2 separate regions of the Homo sapiens genome follow, and region 1 is linked to region 2. The links are chromatin contacts, found by Hi-C or POLR2A ChIA-PET in ENCODE. All regions are on one chromosome and are shown on one strand. Each heading gives the region's core, a stretch centred on a gene start or an enhancer-like site at or near the end of the contact. The rest is flanking DNA. Distances are from core to core; before and after follow the strand shown.

Evidence for each region. Hi-C counts contacts between places; a loop is a spot of excess contacts on that map. ChIA-PET counts read pairs that join two places held with the same protein, here RNA polymerase II (POLR2A). Pooled maps may share reads with other maps.
Region 1: a map with no recorded cell type shows a loop between it and region 2 (11-fold over the local background). The contact joins the enhancer-like site here to the promoter of BICD1 in region 2. A Hi-C loop is called at or near these places in 3 of 37 single-sample maps with no recorded cell type and 9 of 50 pooled maps. POLR2A ChIA-PET finds 5 or more read pairs at or near these places in 2 of 52 experiments (HEK293 and PC-9).

What each region holds. Positions count from the first base shown.
Region 1 is chr12:31,891,675-31,898,644 of GRCh38, forward strand. It overlaps the pseudogene RPLP2P4. Among named protein-coding and RNA genes, the nearest start is that of LINC02422, 8.0 kb to the left of the region's middle. RefSeq lists a silencer at 4,308-4,407. Within about 2 kb of position 5,022, at least 18 of the 41 ENCODE cell types and tissues checked have a DNase peak (open chromatin) inside an H3K27ac peak, as active enhancers do.
Region 2 is chr12:32,103,120-32,109,413 of GRCh38, forward strand. BICD1 (BICD cargo adaptor 1) reads left to right here and starts at 3,728. Exons shown (of 10, transcript NM_001714.4): 1 at 3,728-4,425. The coding sequence starts at 4,213. BICD1-AS1 (BICD1 antisense RNA 1) reads right to left here and starts at 4,343. Exons shown (of 3, transcript NR_185992.1): 1 at 4,275-4,343; 2 at 1,557-1,654; 3 at 998-1,171. RefSeq lists a silencer at 3,251-3,730 and enhancers at 4,091-4,170, 4,698-5,335.

The DNA of each region.
Region 1 (6,970 bases), core at 3,772-6,271, 210 kb before region 2:
AAATTGGCTGGGTGTGGTGGCTCACGCCTGTAATCCCAGCACTTTGTGAGGCCGAGGTGGGTGGATCACAAGGTCAGGAGTTCGAGACCAGCCTGACCAACATGGTGAAACCCCGTCTCTACTAAAAATACAAAAATTAACCAAGCGTGGTGGTGGGCATCTGTAATCCCAGCTACTCGGGAGGCTGAGGCAGGAGAATCTCTTGAAATCAGAAGGCGGAGGTTGCAGTGAGCCGAGATCATGCCACTACACTCCAGCCTGGGCAACAAGAGCAAAACTCTGTCTCAAAAAAAAAAAAAAAAAGATTACTTAAAATTTACTTGGAAACTTAAAAGTGCACCATTAAGTAACTCCTGGGACCAAGCAGATGTCATGAGAAAAATTAAGAAATATTTGCCACTTCATCAGTTATAAGACAAAAAAAATTTTTTTTTAAATTTTAAGACATACTTAAATTGAGTGATAATGAATGATATGGTTGGGTCTGTGTCCCTGCCCAAATCTCATGACAAATTGTAATCCCCAATGTTGGAGGCGGGGTCTGGTGGGAAATGATTGGATCTTGTACGCAAATTTCCCCTTTGGTGCTGTTCTCGTGATAGTGAGTGGATTATCAGGAGATCTGGTTGTTTAAAAGTGTGTAGCACCTCCCCACTCTCTCTATTCCTCGTGCTCTGGCCCTGTAAGACGTGCCTGCTTCTCTTTTGTCTTTCACCATGATTGAAAGTTTCCTGAGGCCTCCCCAGCATGCTTCCTGTACAGCCTGTGGAACCGTGAGCCAATTAAGCCTCTTTTATTTAAAAATTACCCAGTTTCCAGTGGCACACACCTGTAATCCCAGAACTTTGGGAAGCTGAGGTGGGTGGATCACCTGAGGTCAGGAGTTCAAGGCCAGCCTGACCAACATGGAAAAACCCCGTCTCTACTAAAAATACAAAATTAGCCAGGCATAGTGGCGCATGCCTGTAATCCCAGCTACTTGGGATGCTGAGGCAGGAGAATTGTTTGAACTCTGGAGGCAGAGGTTGTGGTGAGCCAAGATCGTGCCACTGCACTCCAGCCTGGTCAACAAGAGCAAAACTCCGTTTCAAAAAAAAAAAAAAAGAAAAATTACCCAGTTTCAGGTATTTCTTTATAGTAGTGCAAGAATGGACTAATACAATGAAAACACCAAACATCAGGCTGGGTGTGGTGGCTCATGCTTGCAATCTCAGCACTTTGGGAGCCTGAGGTGGGAGGATCACTTGAGGCCAGGAGTTCAAGACCAGCCTGGGCAATATAGTGAGACCCAATTGCTACAAAAAAAATTAAAATTAGCTGGGTGTGGTGGCAAGCACTTGTATTCTCAGCTACTTGGGAGGTTGAGGCAGGCAGGAGGAGCACTTGAGCCCATGAATTTGAGATTGCAGTGAGTATGATAGTACCACTGCACTCCAGCCTGGGCAACACAGCAAGACCCTGTCTCAAAAAAAAGACAGTTCTAAAAAATGAACATAAGGTATAAACACCAACATTCAACATGTACACACACACACACACACACACACACACACACACACGCAGTTGGCCCTCTGTATTTGTGGGTTCCACATCTGGGGATTCAACCAACCACAGATAAAAAATATTTGGAAACTAAAAATTCCACCCTGCGCTTCTGGACCTCAGCACCAGCCCCAGGGCTGCTCTAGGGGCCACATGGCTGAAGGGAGCGCAAGGAGCTACCAGAGGCAGAATGAAGAGACTGAAGCAATGACAGCCACTTATTTTGAGGAATTACGTGTCATTGATGACTATGCCAAAACATTTTGTATTAGAATTAGTGATGATATTGATTACCCCAAATGGACACTTTGCTCATAGGTGATGCTACTGAATTAATATACAGGTACAGCTCCACCTACTTATTAGTAGGTAAGACTCTTGGCTTAAAGGACAAGAATGTGCAGATTTATCAAATGGGCTTGAGAAAATACAATTCAGAATATTGGTGAAAGTATTCTTTACCTGTGGGTGGAGAAAATAAGAGATGCTCGGCCACGCGCAGTGGCTCATGCCTGTAATCCCAGCACTTTGGGAGGCCGAGGTGGACGGATCACGAGGTCAGGAGATAGAGACCATCCTGGATAAGATGGTGAAACCCCATCTCTACTAAAAATACAAAAAATTAGCCAGGCGTGGTGGCACGCACTTGTAATCCCAGCTACTCAGGAGGCTGAGGCAGGAGAATCGCTTGAACCCGGGAGGCAGAAGTTGCAGTGAGCAGAGATCGAGCCGCTGCACTCCAGCCTGGGCAACAGAGGGAGAAAAAAAAAAAAAAAACAACTCTAGGGGAATGGAAATACCTGATTTCCATTCCATTTCATTGAGACACTCACACTGTTAAAGGAATATTGCCTTTTTTTTCTTTTTTCTTTTTTGATTATATAAATAGAGATGCGTCTCATTATGTTGCCCAGGCTGGTCTTAAATACTGGGACTCAAGTGATCCTCCCACCTCAGCCTCACAAAGTGTTGGGATTACAGGCATGAGCCTTTGTGCCTGACCCATTTTTTGTTTTGTTTTGTTTTGAGACAGAATCTTGCTCTGTTACCTAGGCTGGAGTGTAGTGGCGCGATCTCAGCTCACTGCAACCTCTGCCTCCTGGGTTCAAGCAATTCTCCTGCCTCAGCCTCCCAGGTAGCTGGGACTACAGATGCCTGCCACCACATCTGGTTAATTTTTTGTATTTTTAGTAGAGATGGCATTTCACCATTTTGCCCAGGCTGGTCTTGAACTCCTGACCTCAGGTGGTCCACCTGCCTCCAGCCTCCCAAAGCACTGAGATTACAGGCATGAGCCACCGTGCCTGGCCCTGTCTGGCCTTTTTACTGCTTTTTATGGCTTATTGAAATAGCTTGTATTAGTCCTTTCTCATACTACTCTCATACTAAGAACACATCCAAGACTGGGTAATTTAGAAAGGAAAGAAGTTTAACTGACTCACAGTTCAGCATGGCTGAGGAGGCCTTAGGAAACTGATGATCATGGTGGAAAGGGAAGCAAACATGTTCTTCTTCACAGGGCAGCAGGAAGGAGAATGAGGGTCAAGTGAAGCAGCAAGCTCCTTATAAAACTATCAAATCTCGTGAGAACTTACTATCACAACAATAGCATGGGAGAAACTGCCACCATGATTCAATTACATCCCACCGGGTCCCTTACACAACATGTGGGGACTATGGGAACTAAAATTCAAGATGAGATTTGGGTGCAGCCACAGCCAAACCCTATAATTCTGCCCCTGGCCCCTCTCAAATCTCCTGTCTTCACATTTCTTTTTTCTTTTTTTTTTTTTTTTTTTTTTTTTTTGAGATAGAGTCTCACTCTGTCACCAGGCTGGATTGCAGTGGCACAAGCTTGGCTCACTGCAACCTCCACCTCCTGGGTTCTAGCCATTCTCCTGCCTCAGCCTCTGCAGTAACTGGGACTACAGGCGCATGCCACCACACATGGCTAATTATTGTATTTTTAGTAGAGACGGGGTTTCACCATGTTGGCCAGGATGGTCTCGAACTCCTGACCTCAGGTGATCTGCCTGCCTCAGCCTCCCGAATGCTGGGATTACAGGCATGAGCCACACTGCACCTGGCCGATGATAAACCTTTGAAAGCTAAAAAGCAAAGAGATGATTGCAGACTAACTCAGAAGAACTGAGAAAGCTGAATTATGTGGCAACAGTAGAGAAAAATTGAAAACAGAAATGATTATATTGTAGAATCACAAACAGACCCAGATCTTCTACCTGCTCTCATGCTGCTGGATGACTGTTTCTCCCTAGTTTCAGCAGAAGTTGGAGTCTGTGGACTGGGAAACATCAAGTACAGCTGAGAGCTTTGATACCAAACAAAAATGGAGGTTTACACAATCACATGCTTGCTGATTGCTAAGCCCCTGCCTCCTGCCTCACAGCCTTCATCAATCATTTAGTGCCCAAACCATGTCAGCCAGATCTTTACCCTCTAGGAAGGGGATTGTCACACCTTTCTCTCAGGAATCAAAGCAGCCCAAGAGGAAAGAAGAGAAACTGATAAGATTACCCAACAAATAAATGGCCCTACAGTAAACTCAGAAATACAAGAGCTCTCCATATACTGCAAACTTCCAATCAGCTGTAGTCCTTCATTCCTCATCGTAAGAAACCAAAAATTACCAGAACTCTAAAGTAAGCCTCTATCATGCAAGACAAAAAGCACACAAGCAGGGAAAGCACCTTGGAGAAACAGAATACTATGTGGATGAAAGAAAACTAACTCATGTTCAGTCAAAGCTTCTCATAAAAGACCAGGTGCCGGTTGGGCGCGGTGGCTCCCTCACTCACTTTGGGAGGCCGAGGGAGGTGTATCACAAGGTCAAGAGATCGAGACCATCCTGGCTAACATGGTAAAACCCCATCTCTACTGAAAATACAAAAATTAGCTGGGCATGGTGGCGGTCGCCTGTAGTCCCAGCTACTCAGGAGGCTGAGGCAGGAGAATCACTTGAACTCAGGGGGTGCAGGTTACAGTGAGCCGAGAGCGCCACTGCATTCCAGCCTGGGTGACAGAGCGAGACTCCATCTCAAAAAAATAAATAAATAAAAGACCAGGCCCGGTGGCTTACACCTGTAATCCTAGCACTTTAGGAGGCTGAGGCGGGCGGATCACTTGAGGTCAGGAGTTTGAGATCAGCCTGGCCAACATGGTGAAACCCCGTCGGAGTGAGACTCTGTCTCAAAAAAAAAGAAAGTTTCTCATAAAAGAGCAGCAAAGAAATCTGTTATGGTTAAAACATAGAACAAACAAATAACAAATAACAATAACTAAGGAAGCTTAGTTTATTAGAAATGTGCCAGGCAAGGGAGATAGTGAGCAAATGGAGTCAGTCAAATGGACGCCGAGTAGCTTTAACATTTGAGTTTTATACAGTTTCACTGAGGAGGCGTTAGCCAAAGGATGCTTTTAGGGCGGGGATAACAAGAGTTGGGGGAGGGGCAGGAAGGAAGGGTAGAGTTAGGGCAGGAAAGAATTGGTCAAAAGTTGCAAAGTTGAGTCACTGACTGTGTCGATAGGCTAGGCAAGGCTGTCTGTGAAAAAGTCTGTGGTTTTGTTTCCTGAACACCTGGGTCCAAGCTGAGCTGTTGCTGACATAGTTTATCTGTCTTGCAAATTGTGGTCTCTGTACTGTTTTTCAAGTTGTGGTTTCTGTAGTTTTCCATTTCTCAGTCTTGAGAAAGATAAGATAAGAAAAGATACTGCATTCTGAAAACAAGAACAAGATGTTATTTTGTAAAAAGAGGAACATTCAGAGAACAAGAAGAAATTTTAGACGTTAAAGACATGATAAGAAATGAACATTTTAATGAAGAATTGAAAGATAAAATTGAGGAAATTACACAGAAAGCGTGGCAAAAAGACAAGGAGATAGGAAATGAGAGAAAAAAGGTAAGAAAATTTATGAAATCTATGAAGTTCAGCAGCCAAATAATAGAATTTCCAGGAAGAGTAAAACAGAGGGGAAGAAATCAACAATGAAATAGTTCAGGCTGGGCGTGGTGGCTCACACCTGAAATCCTAGCACTTTGGGAGGCTGAGGCGGGCGGATTGCCTGAGCTCAGGAGTTCAAGACCAGCCTGGGCAACACAGTGAAACCATGTCTCTACTAAAATACAAAAAATTAGCTGGGTGTGGTGGCATGCACCTGTAGTCGCAGCTACTTGGGAGGCTGAGGCAGAAGAATCGCTTGAACCCAGGAGGCGGAGGTTGCAGTGAGCTGAGACTGGGCCGCTGCACTCCAGCCTGGGCAACAGGGCGAGACTCCATCTCCAAAAAAAAAAAAAAAAGAAATAGTTGAAGAAACACACTCAGAATAGAAGAACCAAATTGAAAGTGTCCATCATAATAGATGAAAATTGTCCTGCACTAAAGCATATGATTGTGAAATGTAAAATATCTAGGACAAACAGGAGATTCTCAGGCTTCCAGAAGGGGTAGAAGGGTGGCACAAAAGGGTGGTGGGGGAGTCGGAATTGGATTGGGTTTCTCAGCAGCAACACAGGAATAAGAAAAGAAACAAACTAAAAGAGGAAGGTGTGGCTTTCTTTTCCTCCGGGACACAGAAGGTCGTCCTTCCTACCTACTGGCTGCCCTCGGGGGCAACCCCTTGCCCAGCACCAAGGACGTCAAGAAGATCCTGTACAATATAAGCAATAAGGCCAATGGCAACCAGTGCAGCAAGATCATCAGTGAGCTGAATGGAAAAAACATTAAAGGTGTCATTGCCCAGGGTATTGGCAAGTTGCCATTGTGCTCTCCCACAAGGCTGTGGCCGCCTCTGCTGCCCCGGCTCTGTAGCTCCTGCTGCTGGCCCTGCCCCTACTACAAAGAAGAAGAAACATGAGAAGAAGGAGTCCCAAGAGTCACATGGTGACATATGATTTGACTTCCTGCTCCCCTGCCAATTCCCCTGGAAAGAAAGAAAGAAGGGAGGGAGGGAAGGAGGGAGAGGAAGGGGAGTGGGGGAGGGGAGGGGAGGGAAAGGGAAGGGAATAGAAGAAACAGGAGAGACGCAAAGTGATGGCGAAGGAAAATCACAGGATCAAAAACAGCAAATGTAGAAAGCAACTGATCCGGACTGGGAGAGGCATAACTCAAAAGACAGGCATGTTGGGGATTTGTTATCCACCATTTAAAAAGATAAAGCCATTCTTAGCCCATGGGTCATACAAAAACAGGCTGCAGGTCAGTTTTCTGACCCCGATCTAGTCAATAAAAAAGAAACAGGATGAACTGACACTAATTTCTGGAAAGAAGGAAGGAAGGAGGAAAGGAGGCAGGAAGGAAAAAAAAGAAGAAAGGGGCCAGGCGTGGTGTCTCACCCTTGTAATCCCAGCACTTTGAAAGGCCAAGGCGGGTTGATCACGTGAGGTCAGGAGTTTGAGACCAGCCTGGGTAA
Region 2 (6,294 bases), core at 2,478-4,977:
AGCACATATAAAATGCTTATGTGTGTGATACTATTCTATTCACAACAATCTCATAATTAGATTATATTATTATCTCCTTTTTAGATATGACACAACTGAGAAACACACAGCTAGTAAGTGGCAAAGTTGGATATGACCCAAGTAGACTAGCTTGTGCTTTTTTTTTTTGCTTTTTTTCTTTTCTTTTTTTTGAGACGGAGTCTCACTCTGTCACTTGGGCTAGAGTGCAGTGGCGGATCTCTGCTCACTCCAACCTCCAACTCCCGAATTCAAGTGATTCTCCTGCCTCAGCCTCCCGAGTAGCTGGGATTACAGGCGCCCACCACCACACCCAGCTAATTTTTGTATTTTTAGTAGAGATGGGGTTTCACCATGTTGGTCGGGCTGGTCTCGAACTCCTGACCTCAGATGATCCGCCCACCTCGGCCTCCCAAAGTACTGGGACTACAGGTGTAAGCCACCGAGCCTGGCCTTTTTTTCTTTTCTTTTGGTGAGTCTTGCTTTGTCACCAGGCTAGAGCACAGTGGCACAATCAGTACATTGCAGCCTTAATCTCTTGGGTTCAAGCCATCATACTGCCTCAGCCTCCTAAGTATTGGGGACCACAGGCATGTATTACCATGCCCAGCTAGTATTTTTTAATTTTTTGTAGCCATGAGGTCTCGCTATGTTGCCCAGGCTGGTCTTGAACTGCTGGCCTCAAGTGACCCTTCTGCCTCAGCCTCCCAAAGTGCTAGGATTACCAGTATGAGCCACCACACCCAGCCTAGGAATGCTTTAAGAAATTATTTTCTATATACCTGTCATTGATATATATGCAATACATATGGCATATACGAAAAAAGAGGGAACTGTAACTATGCAGTACTGGAACAGCATGGTGTATAGGAAAATAAATTTGGCTGGGCATGGTGGCTCACATCTGTAATCCCAGAACTTTGGGAGGCCAGGGTGGGAGGATCACTTGATCCCAGGAGTTTGAGACCAGCCTGGGCAACATAGACAGACCCTGTCTCTACAAAAATTTAAAAAATTAGCTGAGTGTGGTGGTATTCATCTGTAGTTCCAGCTACTCAGGAGGCTGAGGTGGGAGGATCGCTTGAGTCCAGGAGGTTGAGGCTGCAGGGAGTCATGATCATGCCACTCCACTCCAGCCTAAGTGATGGAGACCCTGTCTCAGAAAAAAAGAGAAAAAAAACAAGAAAATAAGTTTATCTTCTTTACGTTAAATACCAACATTTAAGGATCAAAGTTCAACTAAGCAACATCTTAAAGTGTCAGAGTGTGCAAGACATGCCTGAAATCAGACAAAAGTGACAAGTGACAAAAGTGTATCAATCAGAAAAACGGGGCAGGATAGAGCATAGGGGCTGGACCACAATGGAAATTTAGCAAAAAGGAAAGTCACAGAGGCAAACTCTGTTCTTAGTTTGATCCAAAGGAGAGGGAGGCACAGGCAATCTAGTGCGAGTCTTATGATCCCTTTGGAAGGCCTATGCTTACAGTTTGTAGAGTGAGGAACAGCCAGAGGCTTCCTGGGAAGGCAGGTTAGCTACCTGCAATTGCAGGTTCCATCTCTTTTCAGCAGTTCATCATCATTCATCAACGTGTCAGAGGTCAGATGCCACGGGAGCACACAGGAGGGGCTTCCCACCTGGAGTGCGAGATAAGGAAAGATGGGTCGGATGTTGTAGTCATTATCATCCGCTTCTCTACAAGGCTGGAATTTATGGTGGCTGCACATTTGGAATGTTTTCTCCTTTTATTTATTTATTTTTAGATCAGACAATCACAAGAGAATATTCTTTTGTTTTATTTTTAGATCAGACAATCACATGAGAATATTCTGTTGTGATCGCTGGCGTTTAGAAGGAAACTTGTCTGGTTTGTGAAGCAATGGAAAACACATCCAGACAGCCTGCTAGTGGAAACTTTGGAAGGGCACTGTCATATGCTTTTTCTCCCACGCCATCAACAAGTGTCCTTTTTTTTTTTTTTTTTTGAGATGGAGTCTCTGTTGCCTAGGCTGGAGTATAGTGGTGCCATCTGTACCCTCCACCTCCTGGATTCAAGCAATTCTCCTGCCTCAGCCTCCCAAGTAGCTGGGATCACAGGCGTGCACCACCATACCTGGCTAATTTTTGTATTTTTAGTAGAGATGGGATTTCACCATGTGGGCCAGGCTAGTCTTGAACTCCGGACCTCAAATGATCCATCCACTTCTGCCTCCCAAAGTGCTGGGATTATAGGCGTGAGCCACTGTGCCCGGTCAACAATCATCTTTTTTTTTTTTTTTTTTTTTTTTACCAGGTACACAATGATGGGAGAGTTGAGTCCTGCTTTCTAACTTAGAAAACGCATGTGTGTTCATCACCTGGTCACTGAGAAACAGCTCTGGAATAGGTGCCATGCAGAAGAAGAGAGGGAACTGGAAAGACCCACTGATCTGTGGGTCTCACAGCCTCCCGTTACACAGAAATTGCTTCTTTTCTCTCATGTTGCGTTCTTCCTCTTGATTCTCGACCCTTCTCCACTCTTTCATTTACTCCACTCTTACTTTGCTTTCACCTCCTTTTGTAACCGTTCATCATCACTCTTCATATGGATTAATGTGATTATCTTAAAAGCATGTAATATGTAGTTGCTGGGTTTGTATGAGTAATGAGTGAACCTGAAGCCAACATAATGATCCCGTTTAGTGCTCCCGAGTTAAGATTCCAGAGTTGCCTGACTTTGGACAAATCACATCTCCCTTTGCCTTTCACCCCCTGTAAACTGAGGATAATGGCTCTTACCTCAAAGCATTGTTAGGATTGGAGAGAACGCATGTTACATACTTAGAAGAATGCTTGGTATGGGTCTCAAGAACTCTTAGCTCTTATTGTTTAAAAAATGCTTATTACAGGGCATCGTTGGTATCTTATATAGGGAATTTCAAGCAGTTTTCCTTTATTGAAGACACAGAGTAAGGTGCTTTGATGGAAACTATTGGGGCAAGATATACAGTACCTAGCTAGAGGTTTCCTGGGTGCATGTATTGTGGAGATATTTTTTTTCTGAGTGGATAGCGCTCTTGTGATACGCTGGGTGAGGGCGAGCAATATTTAGCGGACTGTCCTGTGAGGATAGTAAGGTTATCTGGTGAGAGTGTTAGGTGGCCCAGGCCAGACTTGGGAGAGGCAGGGAGAGAGGGGGACGACGGAGGAGGGCGCCTTGGGGTGCGTCTTGAAAGCTTTGGGAAACCCAGCGGTCTTTTGGGGGCAGGTGGCCCAAAAAGCCTTCTGCGCGCCCAGGGGACGAGGAGGATGCGCGGACCGCGACCGCGATAGTTTTGTTTGCTTTTCTCGGGAGAAAGCGTTCCAGGCAGTTTCCTGAGCTTCGGCCCTCGACGTAGCAAAAGAGCCCGGGCGCCCACGCCGCTCTCGGGGTCTTCTACTGCCACCGGGACAAAGCCCTGGGAGGAGCTCCCGCCCCCGCGAGCCGGACAGGGCGGAGGCTCCCCCGCCGCGCGCGCCCCACCGCTTCCCAGTCCCAGACCCGTCGCCTGCGCCTCCTCCTGGCGCGCCTCACGGTGCAGCGGGCGGCGGCCCGCGCGCCCGGCGGGAGGCGCCTCGGGATGTTTCCGTCTGGTCCTTCCCTCCGCCCCCCGCGCTGACTCCATCCGCTCCCCGCCCCCTGCTCGGAGCCGCCGCCACGCGGGAAGGGAGGGAGCCGGCCCCGAGACTGCATCATTCCGCACCGGCTGCTGCAGGGCCAGAGGGAGCAGGTGGAGCGAGAGAGCGAGCCGCGAGCCGGAGCGCGCCAGACCCAGGGCGAGACTGCAGTGACGCGGCCCGGGAGACATGGCGGACGGGCGTCTCTGAATAAGCAGAATCCGGAGCCCCTCGCTACCCGCGGCCGCCGCAGCCCGGGCCATGCCGCACGGCTGCTGACCGCACGCAGGGGCCGGCCCCGAGGACACATGCGGCGGCCTTTGCCGCCTCGCCCCTGACCCTCTGCCCTGTTCTCCATGTTGCATTTCTCGTCAGTTTCTCGGGCGGTGTAGCTGCCGCTGCCACCAGAGCCGGCGGGGCATCGCGCTGCTCATTCATCCGGCCGCACTTTCTTTTCCGTTTCCACCCATCCCTTCCCATTTCCTTCTCCCTTTCCCCGCCAGCTTCGCATCCATCTCCCCCACCCCGTAACCCCCTCCTGCCTCCATCCACCGGGGCTATGGCCGCAGAAGAGGTATTGCAGACGGTGGACCATTATAAGACTGAGATAGAGAGGCTAACCAAGGAGCTCACGGAGACCACCCACGAGAAGATCCAGGCTGCCGAGTACGGGCTGGTGGTGCTGGAGGAGAAGCTGACCCTCAAACAGCAGTATGATGAACTGGAGGCTGAGTACGACAGCCTCAAACAGGAGCTGGAGCAGCTCAAAGAGGTGAGTTGCCTGTCACCTCTCCCTTTCCTGGCCCTCACTCCCCCCACCCGCAAGGCCCACTCATCATGATCAAGAAGTCATAAAGGAGGTGATTGAAAGGACTGTTTTTTCTTCTAGGGCCCTTTGTTGGTAAGAGAAGATTGAAAGAGTCCATTGTTTCCTCCCCCAAGAGAAAAATTGCCTAAGAAATGAATATATAAGCTGGAATTTGGGAGGCAATGGCTGTTTGGCCTGCGGGGGAGGGAGATTAGTAAGAGTCATCAAGTCTCAGCACTCTAAGACGACATTCAAGTGGGTTGGAATGTATAAATCAAACTTCTCAAAACCGCTGTTATCTCAAACCCAGGTTTCAGCGACAATTTCGTAGTCCACAAAAGTGATGAGGTTTGTGCCTGAGGACCCACAATTTCAGGATTTAGACTGTGTGGCACCTCAGCTTTCCTCTGGATGTAACCACTCCTTGGTGAGAGAGGGAACTCCTCACCAATCCCATTTGACAAAGGCTAGGCAATCTTCATTCTGCTTGGCTTTAGTCATTCTTGTCATTGGGCTGCAGAAGAAAAACAACTTTGCTGGGTGATCCCACTGCCTTGATTTCACCTCGGAGCGAGGCTGGGCCATGTCCAAGTCTTATGAGGTCACCCTGACTAGAAAAAATTGAACTCACCTACAAATAGTCTGAAAGAGTGGTGTATATCAAATACGTGGGTAGTGTTGCATTTCAAATGAGGCTCTTCTGGTTGAAATGATATATTTATAAAACCAGAATATCAAAAATGGGTGATGTATAATGTCTCTTTAGTTTTTTGGTATTTGGCCTCTTTTAAAGCCTGTCGGATGTATGGGAGAAAACAATGAACGTGCTTTGATTTCCTATCAGTCACTCTTAAGAACATACATATTGTTTAAGTAACTCGGTCTTTTTTATCTGATTCTTGAGGCACTATGGGTAGCAAATAACCACTTACAAATTTAAATGTAATATACACTCCTTTTCTGTGTGTCAAGTCCTTATTTTTAGGTGCATATTGACATTTAAATGTTAATTATTGTTTGGCATATAATATCAAAAATCTATTATTTATTTTATGCTGTTACAGTTAAAAGATGTGATTTATGACATACTGAATCAACTTGCCTTCCAATTTAGTGTGTAATATGGTAAGCATTTATACTTTTAGATATGTCTTATTTTTATTTGGATGCCTGTCTACCAAAAAATAAATGTACTACCTATGATTAAAAATCCCAACTAGGAATCTAATTTTTGTGTGTCAGGCTGTAAATTTCTGGTTCCTATTTTACTTACCATGTACCTGTCTGGTCTTAACAACAGCTGGACTTGTTTATATTTTCCAACTTAGATTAGGCTGACATGTTTAAATGCAGTGATGCTAAACCTTGTGAAGTGAGGAAGCAGGATGATGACTGTCATTCTCAGAGATGTTTTGATATTGTCTATACCTATCAACACTGCTTTGCCAAGATAGGGAAGTGCAAACCAGAAAGTGGTAAGCCATCACCTTCTTGATAAAGGAGATGGACTTAATTTAATGAAATGTACCTCTTACTGACTTTGCTGCTTGATTTAAACAATCCTTCTAGGGATATTTCTGTCATTGCACTTACCTTGCATAGCAAACCTTAATGCAATTGTGTTTTGCCTTTGCTACACCATGAGCTTTGCATCCCAAGTCTTTAACACAAAAGCTAGCACACAGTGGGCATGAAATATTTTATGAAAGAATCAGTTTGTACTAGAAGAAGGCACACTTTTATCAAGGGTTCACTAGTCAATATTGATTAGTGTTAGATAAATACTAAGAAAATTAGGATGTATAGGAAGTGACAGATGTTAATAAAACTACC